2 separate regions of the Mus musculus genome follow, and region 1 is linked to region 2. The links are chromatin loops, found by intact Hi-C in ENCODE. Cell type or tissue: left cerebral cortex. All regions are shown on one strand. Each heading gives the region's core, and the rest is flanking DNA. Links, peaks and the distances in the headings are about the cores only.

What was found. Hi-C counts contacts between places; a loop is a spot of excess contacts. Peaks named below come from ENCODE experiments on the same cell type or tissue, not always from the same donor. Only the 100,000 strongest peaks of a DNase experiment are listed, where the experiment ranks them.
Region 1: it touches region 2 in a loop (4-fold over the local background); 15 of 42 quality-filtered maps call a loop at or near these places.

Annotation. Positions count from the first base shown.
Region 1 is chr13:65,033,108-65,037,252 of GRCm38, forward strand. Spata31d1c (spermatogenesis associated 31 subfamily D, member 1C) reads left to right here. Exons shown (of 4, transcript NM_001083890.2): 1 at 1-158; 2 at 815-857; 3 at 1,452-1,512; 4 at 1,820-4,145. The coding sequence ends at 4,100. Among named protein-coding and RNA genes, the nearest start is that of Spata31d1c, 2.1 kb to the left of the region's middle. In left cerebral cortex, for the core only: a CTCF peak has its summit at 2,127; a DNase peak (open chromatin) is centred at 2,169.
Region 2 is chr13:65,125,857-65,130,205 of GRCm38, forward strand. It overlaps the pseudogene Gm3785. Among named protein-coding and RNA genes, the nearest start is that of Mfsd14b, 15 kb to the left of the region's middle. In left cerebral cortex, for the core only: a CTCF peak has its summit at 1,825 (motif pointing left); a DNase peak (open chromatin) is centred at 1,780.

The sequences.
Region 1 (4,145 bases), core at 739-3,238, 93 kb before region 2:
TTCTAAATAGATCATGGTTAGGCTTTGGATCAGCATTCTTGGATATTGGCTCCAATTACATCTTTCTGAGTGGAGTTTGGTCTATTCTTCTATACCTGTGGTATTTGATACTGAAACAATTCTTCCCACCACCTTGGAAAAGTCAGGACATCAAAAAGGTGAGGATGTATGATGAACCCCCAAGAGATATTTTTTATTGATGTACTACAGAACTCAATGAGTACTGGATTTAGTACTGGATGAGCCTGTCTGTCTCAGAAACATGACTGATATGGGACACTGGGGAGAGAAAAAAACATTGCTGTCCTAGGGCATGAGTCCTGGCATGGGAGGAATACAGAGAGGACTAAAGTTTTCACTTAAATATTCAAAGGAGAATAGCTTCTCCTGCTGAACACCTGAATGAGAATCCCAGGCTTATTTCTCACCCTGCATGTAGATTTACCCAACAATCAGCCAGGTTGAGCTGGTCAGGAAAGCAGTGCTGACTTCTTGAAGGCTCTGAGAAGAACCTGAAACTCAAGCTTTGTCCCACTGGACAATCCTGTCTCCAGAAAAGCACAGATGTTGCTGCTGGCCTCAACTTTCTAACTGATAACTCCAAGTATAGCTCTTACAGACAAAATTCTCCTTTAATTTCCCAAAGAAGGAAAAAGAAAACATCAGGTCACCTCCAAAAGTTAATTTAAGAAAGAACTAAATTTCATTAACTGAACAAATGTCATAATAATCTTGGTTTATGAAATCTGGGTTTCTTCAGAAAATAAACATGAGGGAAAATTCTAACACCTTGTTCATTTCTCTATGTCCACAGTACCAGGGCTCAGCTAACAAAGAAAGGAGGAAGTCACTTAAAGGTAGGTATCTATCTGCTGGATCTCCTCTTCCCAGTTTACCATCCTGTCATTTCCATAAGGTCTTAGGTCTATGATCTGAGGATGTAAAGTTGCCAGATAATTAACTGACAAGAAATAGTTCTCAAAGGAGAGACTCACTGGAAGGCAGCGTGATAAACATACCAGAGTCAGTTCCCTCTCTGCACTCCTGTGGACATGAAGCTGACATGCACTATCAGGAGAGTGTGTTCCATGTATACAGTGAGCACTGGATAAGTCCAGGGAGCACTACGTGTTTGTTTGGTTGTTTGGTTGGCTGGTTGTTTTAGAGCCACACATTCCTGCCTTCTGGTATGATACACATGCTTAACATGTAGGTGCCCATACACCTCTGAGGAAACTAAGGCCTGTGTGCTTTATATGGTGTTTTAAGTATCATCACATGGGACAATGTAGATAAAGATTTTTTTGTATAAAGACACATAACATGTGAGCCATCTTAGTGACAATTTGACCTTGTCTGTTTACTTTAATAGCCCAAGTATTTTCCTTAAAGTGACTCCTGTTTGATATTTCCACCTTTCTTACCTACAACTAATACTTCTGCTTTCCCAGGTTGTAGAATTACCCAGAGAAAGTCACAGGAACAGAGAGAGCTGCTGTCTGTTGTGCAAAGGTATTATTCTCCTTTTTTCCTGGGCCTCCTTTTCTTATGATCAAAACATCACAGAGACTCAGCACAGCTTGCTCTTGTCATGGGAAGGGTATCAAAAGAGACAAGTACACAGATGAAAAGCATGGAGAGAGGTTATAGCCTCTCTGGAAGCCATGGGTGTCATAAAATGAATACACACACACACACACACACACACACACACACACACACACACACACAGGCTTTGGGTATCTCCATCACAGCAAGGCAGGCAGGCCCTTTTCAATTCTGGTCTTTACAACAGAATTGAAAATTCTATCTCCTGCAGCCCCCTAGGTGAAGAGTATGATTCTTCCAATTTTCGGCAACTACTGTGTCCAGATCCCTACTGTGGTGTGTGTAATGGAGCAACTGCTAAGATCAGTCATCTGCTTTCTCAGGCCACTCACCAAGATGGCGCTGTCACTATGTCCAGTCTGGACTCCACAGTTTCTGTGACGGAGACAGCGCTGACTTTGTCCCTTCCTCTCCCAGAAAATACTATAGACTATCCTATTTCAGACACTGCATGTGAGCCTTCTCTACAGTCTTCCTCCATCATTTCATCTCACCAAAGTGAGTACCTAGAAGACACACTTTCTCTCTCACCACTGGGTGGCTCTCTACTATCAGAGTCTACTCCTCCTGTGAATGCTAAATCCCCACTGGACCATTCTCTCCATTCACTTGCCTCTTTACCTCTTCCACAACAATATGTCACTCCGGAAACAGAACTGCTTCTCCAACCAACAACTGTTCTCTCTCTGGTGGACAGCCCTATGGAGCTTTTCGCTAATGTTCCAATAAACAATGGCATTTGCAGTTCAAGTCATGCAATGTCAGAATTTATCCAGCAGCAGACTGATACAGGCAACTCTTCCCAGTTGGAGTCAGCACATCCAGTTAACCAAGAGCTTCTTGACCCCTATTCTTCTGAATCCTACTTATGGGGAAACACCTCAACCTACCTCACATTGCCTGGAAACCTTCACTTTTCCAGCCTTGGTGCCGTGGCACTACTTGAGACACAAGATGGAAGGAGGACTGATTCACTTAAAACTTGGGAGAAAACCTCAGAGTTTGATCATCAGAACTTGGCAGTTTCCCATTCTTTGGAGAGCAGTAAAGAGAGACTTCACACACCCCAGCATTTGTCTTATTCCAAGACCTCTGAAGATCAGTTAGAGGATAAAAATACCCAGTCCTTCTGGGGACTCCCTTCTCTACACAGTGAGTCCATGAACTCTATTGCTACTGTGTTGACTGACAGTTCCCTGATCTCTGGGTGCTTCAACAGATTCTCAGATTCCCCAATGCTTACCCACCGCACAACTCTGCCCTTGTCTGAAAGTCAACTACATAACTTGTCCCAAAGTCTGTCCCAATCTCAGTCCCAACCTGTCTCTCAAGCCAACCTCCAGGCCCAGCTTCAACTCCCAAATCCAGTGCTATCACCTCATTCCCAACTTAGGATCTGTGGGGTGTATTTTCACAGCCCCCAGAATGAGGCACAACCTCTTGAGCCAACTGCAATCCACTGCCTGGAATACAACATATTGAAAAAGGAACAGGAAAGAGTATGGGGTTTACCCACTGTGGTCATAAATTCCCAACAAGAATTTTGTCCCCCACCTCCTAATCCCTCATTGGTCAGTCAGCTCTCCAAGACCCATGTTCCAAAGTCCATCTCTATTGAAAAATGCTTTATCACCAGTGAGCTCCAGAAGAAATTTGAGCACCACCTTCGAAAGAGGCTCATCCTACAACGCTGGGGCCTGCCCAAGAGGATCCGTGAGTCTCTGCTATGGATAAATCCTCAGGCAGAACTTCCAGAGTCACCCTCAGCCAAAAGCAACTATGGGCTTTCATGGATCCCCTTCTTTAAGCAACAGAGCAAGAAAGACCTACACAAAACTATTTTGAGCCAACCTGGAAGCTTCCCAGCAAAGCAATTAGAGGAGAAACTGTTGAAACTGTGTTCTAAGCAAGGCCTAGAAATGGTTCAAAAACAGCAGACATGGAGTAACACTAAGGGCACTCTAGATAACGGCCTGCAATCTGACTGTGAGACAAACCTACAATGCCACTCAGATAGTCTTTCATGCAAACCTTTAGGGACCTCAGAGGTGAGCCAATGTCAGAAAAAACTTGAAACTTCTCTGAAAGAACATTTGACCACACGTCTCAATGAAACCATTGAGCGTCAGATCACTAGCACTATGTCCGGATCAAGATATGGTCCTTTCCCTTTTACCTCTTGTGTGAACAAGGAAGAACACAAGGCCCAGATGCCTTCTGATATCAAGGATAGGCATGTAAAGAGCATATCTACAGCGAAAAAGTCTGTCAAGCAACAGACATCCTTTGACTTAGACAACACCAGCCTGGAAGAGTCAAAGGGCAATAGACACAGCTCAGATGTGCCCAAAATGTTGGCTGAGGTCTTGGGTAAGAGACTAACTTCTGGCAAAACAGTCCAGCGCCCTCAAGCAACAAAGATAATTGACAAAAAAATATTTGTATCCAATAAGGTCGGTAAGGGAGGGCAGCTCAGTGGCCTTCAACCGTGATCTACCAAGATCTTGAATACCAGCTAGTGTAAGAGTGCTCAAGGA
Region 2 (4,349 bases), core at 717-3,216:
GCCCGGCTGTCTGAGCACCATGTTAGGTTCTTCTAGAGTCGCCACCATGAAGCAGGTGGTCCAGCAGCTCTGGCTGGAGGCCAAGCTCAACCGCGTGAAGGTTTCCCAGGCAGCTGCAGACTTGAAACAGTTCTGTCTGCAGAACGCTCAACATGACCCTCTGCTGACTGGAGTGTCTTCAAGTACAAATCCCTTCAGACACCAGAAAGTCTGCTCCTTTTTGTAGTCATCTATCTTGAGGTTTCTCAAACCACTTTTCATGAACCAGTGAATATTCAAGAGAGCTAAGTTTGAAGTCTGTACAAAAGCTTCTCTTTAACACGTGCCACAATACACTATCCTCTACTTGTCAGTCCTTAACATCTACCTCTCTGAACTTCATGGATTTCTGTCTCACAAGGTTTAACTATTTTATATACACTGGCTGTAGCATACAATAAAGCAGCATACAAACCTTAAATAAAAAAAAAAAAGAGTTGTTTCCAGTGATCTGGAGGCATATAGGTTCTTGTTCTCTGTTGGGCTATCTATCTCTCTATCTCACTATATCACTATCTATCTATCTATCTATTTGTTTATTTTAAACTCCAGATTTTATTTCCTTCCTGCTCCACCCTCCAACTGTTCCACATCCCATACCTCCTTCCCACCCCCTGTCTCCATGAGGATGTCCCCACCCCAGACCCACTGTCTCCATGAGGATGTCCCCACCCCAGACCCACTGTCTCCATGAGGATGTCCCCACCCCCCACCTCCTGTCTCCATGAGGATGTCCCCATCCCCCACCCCCACCCCCACTCCATCTGACCTCTAAACTCCCTGGGGCCACCAGTCTCTTGAGGGTTAGGTGCATCTTCTCTGACTAAACGCAGACCCAGCAGTCCTCAACTGTATATGTGTTGAGGACCTCATATCAGCTGCTGTATGCTGTCCTGTTGTTGGCTCAGTATCTGAGAGATCTCGGGGTCCAGGTTAATTGAGACTTCTTTTCTTCCTACAGGGTCACCCTCCTCCTCAGCTTCTTCCAGCTTTCCCCTAATTTAACCACAGGGGTCAGCTGCTTCTGTCCATTGGTTGGGTGCAAATATCTGCATCTGACTCTTTCAGCTGCTTGTGGGGTCTTTCTGAGGGCAGTCATGACAGGTCCCTTTTTGTGAGAGCTCCATAGCCTTCGTAATAGTGTCAAGTCTTGAGCTGGATCCCACGTTTCCTTTTGCTATGATAAAAATATTTGACAGAAACAAGAGAGGAATGTGGGATGTACTTATTTACTCAGAGTTAAAATAAAGCTAGTAATACATGGTGATGTGGGATAGACATGAGCATTATAACTCTTGATGCACCCCTTCTGGCACTTCCTGCTATGGCTAATCATCCTCCAGATTCTGTACCTGGCTCCTAGCCAGAAGGACACTCAACTTGAGGAGACACAGCATCAAGGAGCTAGACTCAGAAACCATGAGGTAAGTGTGAAAGAGGCAGAAGGCTTTAGAGGTCAGCTGGTGGCCACTCTGAAGTTCCTAACGCAAAACAACCTTGTGTGTCACTAACTCCTAGAATGAAGAAAACTATATTATACTATTCTATACATACTATTGGATAAACACAAATATGAGCCAACCTACCCAGATCTAAGGTTATCTTTAGCCAACAAAGATGAAAGCATTTCTTTTAAACATAATCAATAAGAAATATGGCTCCCAGGTGAGATGGCTCAGTGTTTCAGAGCACTGGTCACTCTTCCAGAGGTCCTGAGTTCAATTCGCAGCAACCATGTGGTGGCTCACAACATCTATAAAGGGATCCGATGCCCTCTTCTGGCCTGCAGGTGTACATGCAGACAAAGCACAACAGTATCTTTTTTTTTAATTAGATATTTTCTTTATTTACATTTCAAATGTTATCCCCTTTCCTAGTTTCCCCTCTAAAAATCCCCTATCCTCTCTCCTCTTCCACTGTTCCCCAACCCACCCACTCCTACTACCTGGCCCTGGCATTCCCCTATACGGGGGCATAGAACCTTCACAGGACCAAGGGCCTCACCTCCCATTGATGACTAACTAGGCCATCCTCAGCTACAAATGCAGCTAGAGCCGTGAGTCCTTCCGTGTTTTATTTTTATTGGTGGTATAGTCTCAGGATGCTCTGGGGGCACTGGTTAGTTCATATTGTTGTTCCTCCTATAGGGCTGCAAACCCCATCAGATCCTTGGATACTTTCTCTAGCTCCTTCATTGGGGACCCTGTGCTCCCTCTAATGGACAACTGTGAGTATCCACTTCTGTATTATTCAGGCTCTGGCAGAGCCTCTCAGGAGACAGCTATATCAGGCTCTTGCCACCAAGTTCTTGTTGGCATCTGCAATAGTGTCTGTGTTTGGTGGTTATTGATGGGATGGATCCCCAGGTGGGGCACTTTCTGGATGGTCATTCCTTCAGTCTCTGCGCTGAATTTTGTCTCTGTAACTCCTTCCATGTGTATTTTGTTCCCCCTTCTAAGAAGGATCAAAGTATGCAGATTTTGGTCTTCCTTCTTATTGAGTTTCAAGTGTTTTGCAAATTGTATCTCAGGTATTCTGAGGTCTGGACTAATATCCCCTTATCAGTGAGTGCATATCATGTGTGTTCTTTGGTGATTGGGTTACCTCACTTACAGTGATATCCTCCAGATCCATCCATTTGTCTAAGAATTTCATGAATTCATTGTTTTTAATAGTTGTGTAGTACTCCATTGTATAAATGTACCACATTTTCTGTATCCATTTCTCTGTAGAGTGACATCTGGGTTTTTTCCAGCTTCTGGCTATTATAAATAAGGCTGCTATGAACATAGTGGAGCATGTGTTCTTCTTACAAGTTGGAGCATCTTCTGGGTATATGCCCAGGAGTGGTATCACTGAATCTTCCAGTAGAATTATCTTCAATTTTCTGAGGAACTGCCAAACTGATTTCCACAGTGGTTGTACCAGTTTGAAATTCTACCAGCAATGGAGGAGTGTTCCTCTTTCTCCACATCCTCGGCAGCATCTGCTGTCACTTGAGTTTTTGATCTTAGCCATTCTGACTGGTTTGAGATGGAATCTCAGGGTTGTTTTGATTTGCATTTTCCTGATGATTAAGGATGTTGAACATTTTTTTTTTTTTTGGTGCTTCTTAGCCATTCACTATTCCTCAGTTTAGAATTCTTTGTTTAGTTCTGTACCCCATTTTTAAAATAGGGTTATTTGGTTTTCTGAAGTACAACTTCTTCTTCTTCTTTTTTTTTTTATTATATCTTAAGTACACTGTAGCTGACTTCAGACACACTGGAAGAGGGCATCAGATTTCATTACAGGCGGTTGTGAGCCACCATGCGGTTGCTGGGATTTGAACTCAGGACCTCTGGAAGACCAGTCAGTGCTCTTAGTTGCTGAGCCATCTCTCCAGCCCGAAGTACAACTTCTTGAGTTCTTTATATATAATGGATATTAGCCGCCTATCGGATTTAGGATTTCTTCTTTGATTTCTTTCTTCAGAGACTTGAAGTTCTTATCATACAGATCTTTCACTTCCTTAGTTGGAGTCACACCAACGTATTTTATATTATTTGTGACTATTATGAAGGGTGTTGTTTCCCTAGTTTCTTTCTCAGCCTGTTTATCCTTTGTTTAGAGAAAGGTCATTGACTTGTTTGAGTTAATTTTATATCCAGCTACTTCACTGAAGCTGTTTATCAGGTTTAGGAGTTCTCTGGTGGAGTTTTTGGGATCGCTTATATATACTATCATATCATCTGCAAAAAGTGATATTTTGACTTCTTCCTTTCCAATTTGTATTCCATTGATCTCCTTTTATTGTCTAATTGCTCTGGATAGGACTTCAAGTACTATATTGAATAGGTAGGAAGAGAGTGGGCAGCCTTGTCTAGTCCCTGATTTTAGTGGGATTGCTTCAAGTTTCTCTCCATTTAATTTGATGGCACAACAGTATCATTAATAGTATCAGGGATTGGTTCTAGCTCATGGAATAGGTCTCATGTTAGGCTCTTCATTGTTTGGCCATTTCCTCAGTCTCTGCTCCATCTTTGTCCCTGCACTTTGTGTAAGCAGGACACATTTTGGGTCGAAGATTTTGTGGGTGGTATCTTAGGGTTTCCATTGCTGTGAAGAGACATCATGACCAAAGCAACTCTTATAAGGGACAACATTTAATTTGGACTATCTTACAGGTTCAGGAGTTCAATTTATTATGATCAAGGCAGGAAGCTCCACAGTATCCAGGCAGACATATTAGAGGAGAAGTCTCTGAGAGTTCTACATCTTAACCGGAAGGCAGCTAGGAAGAGACAATTCTCAGGCATCTAGGAGGAAGG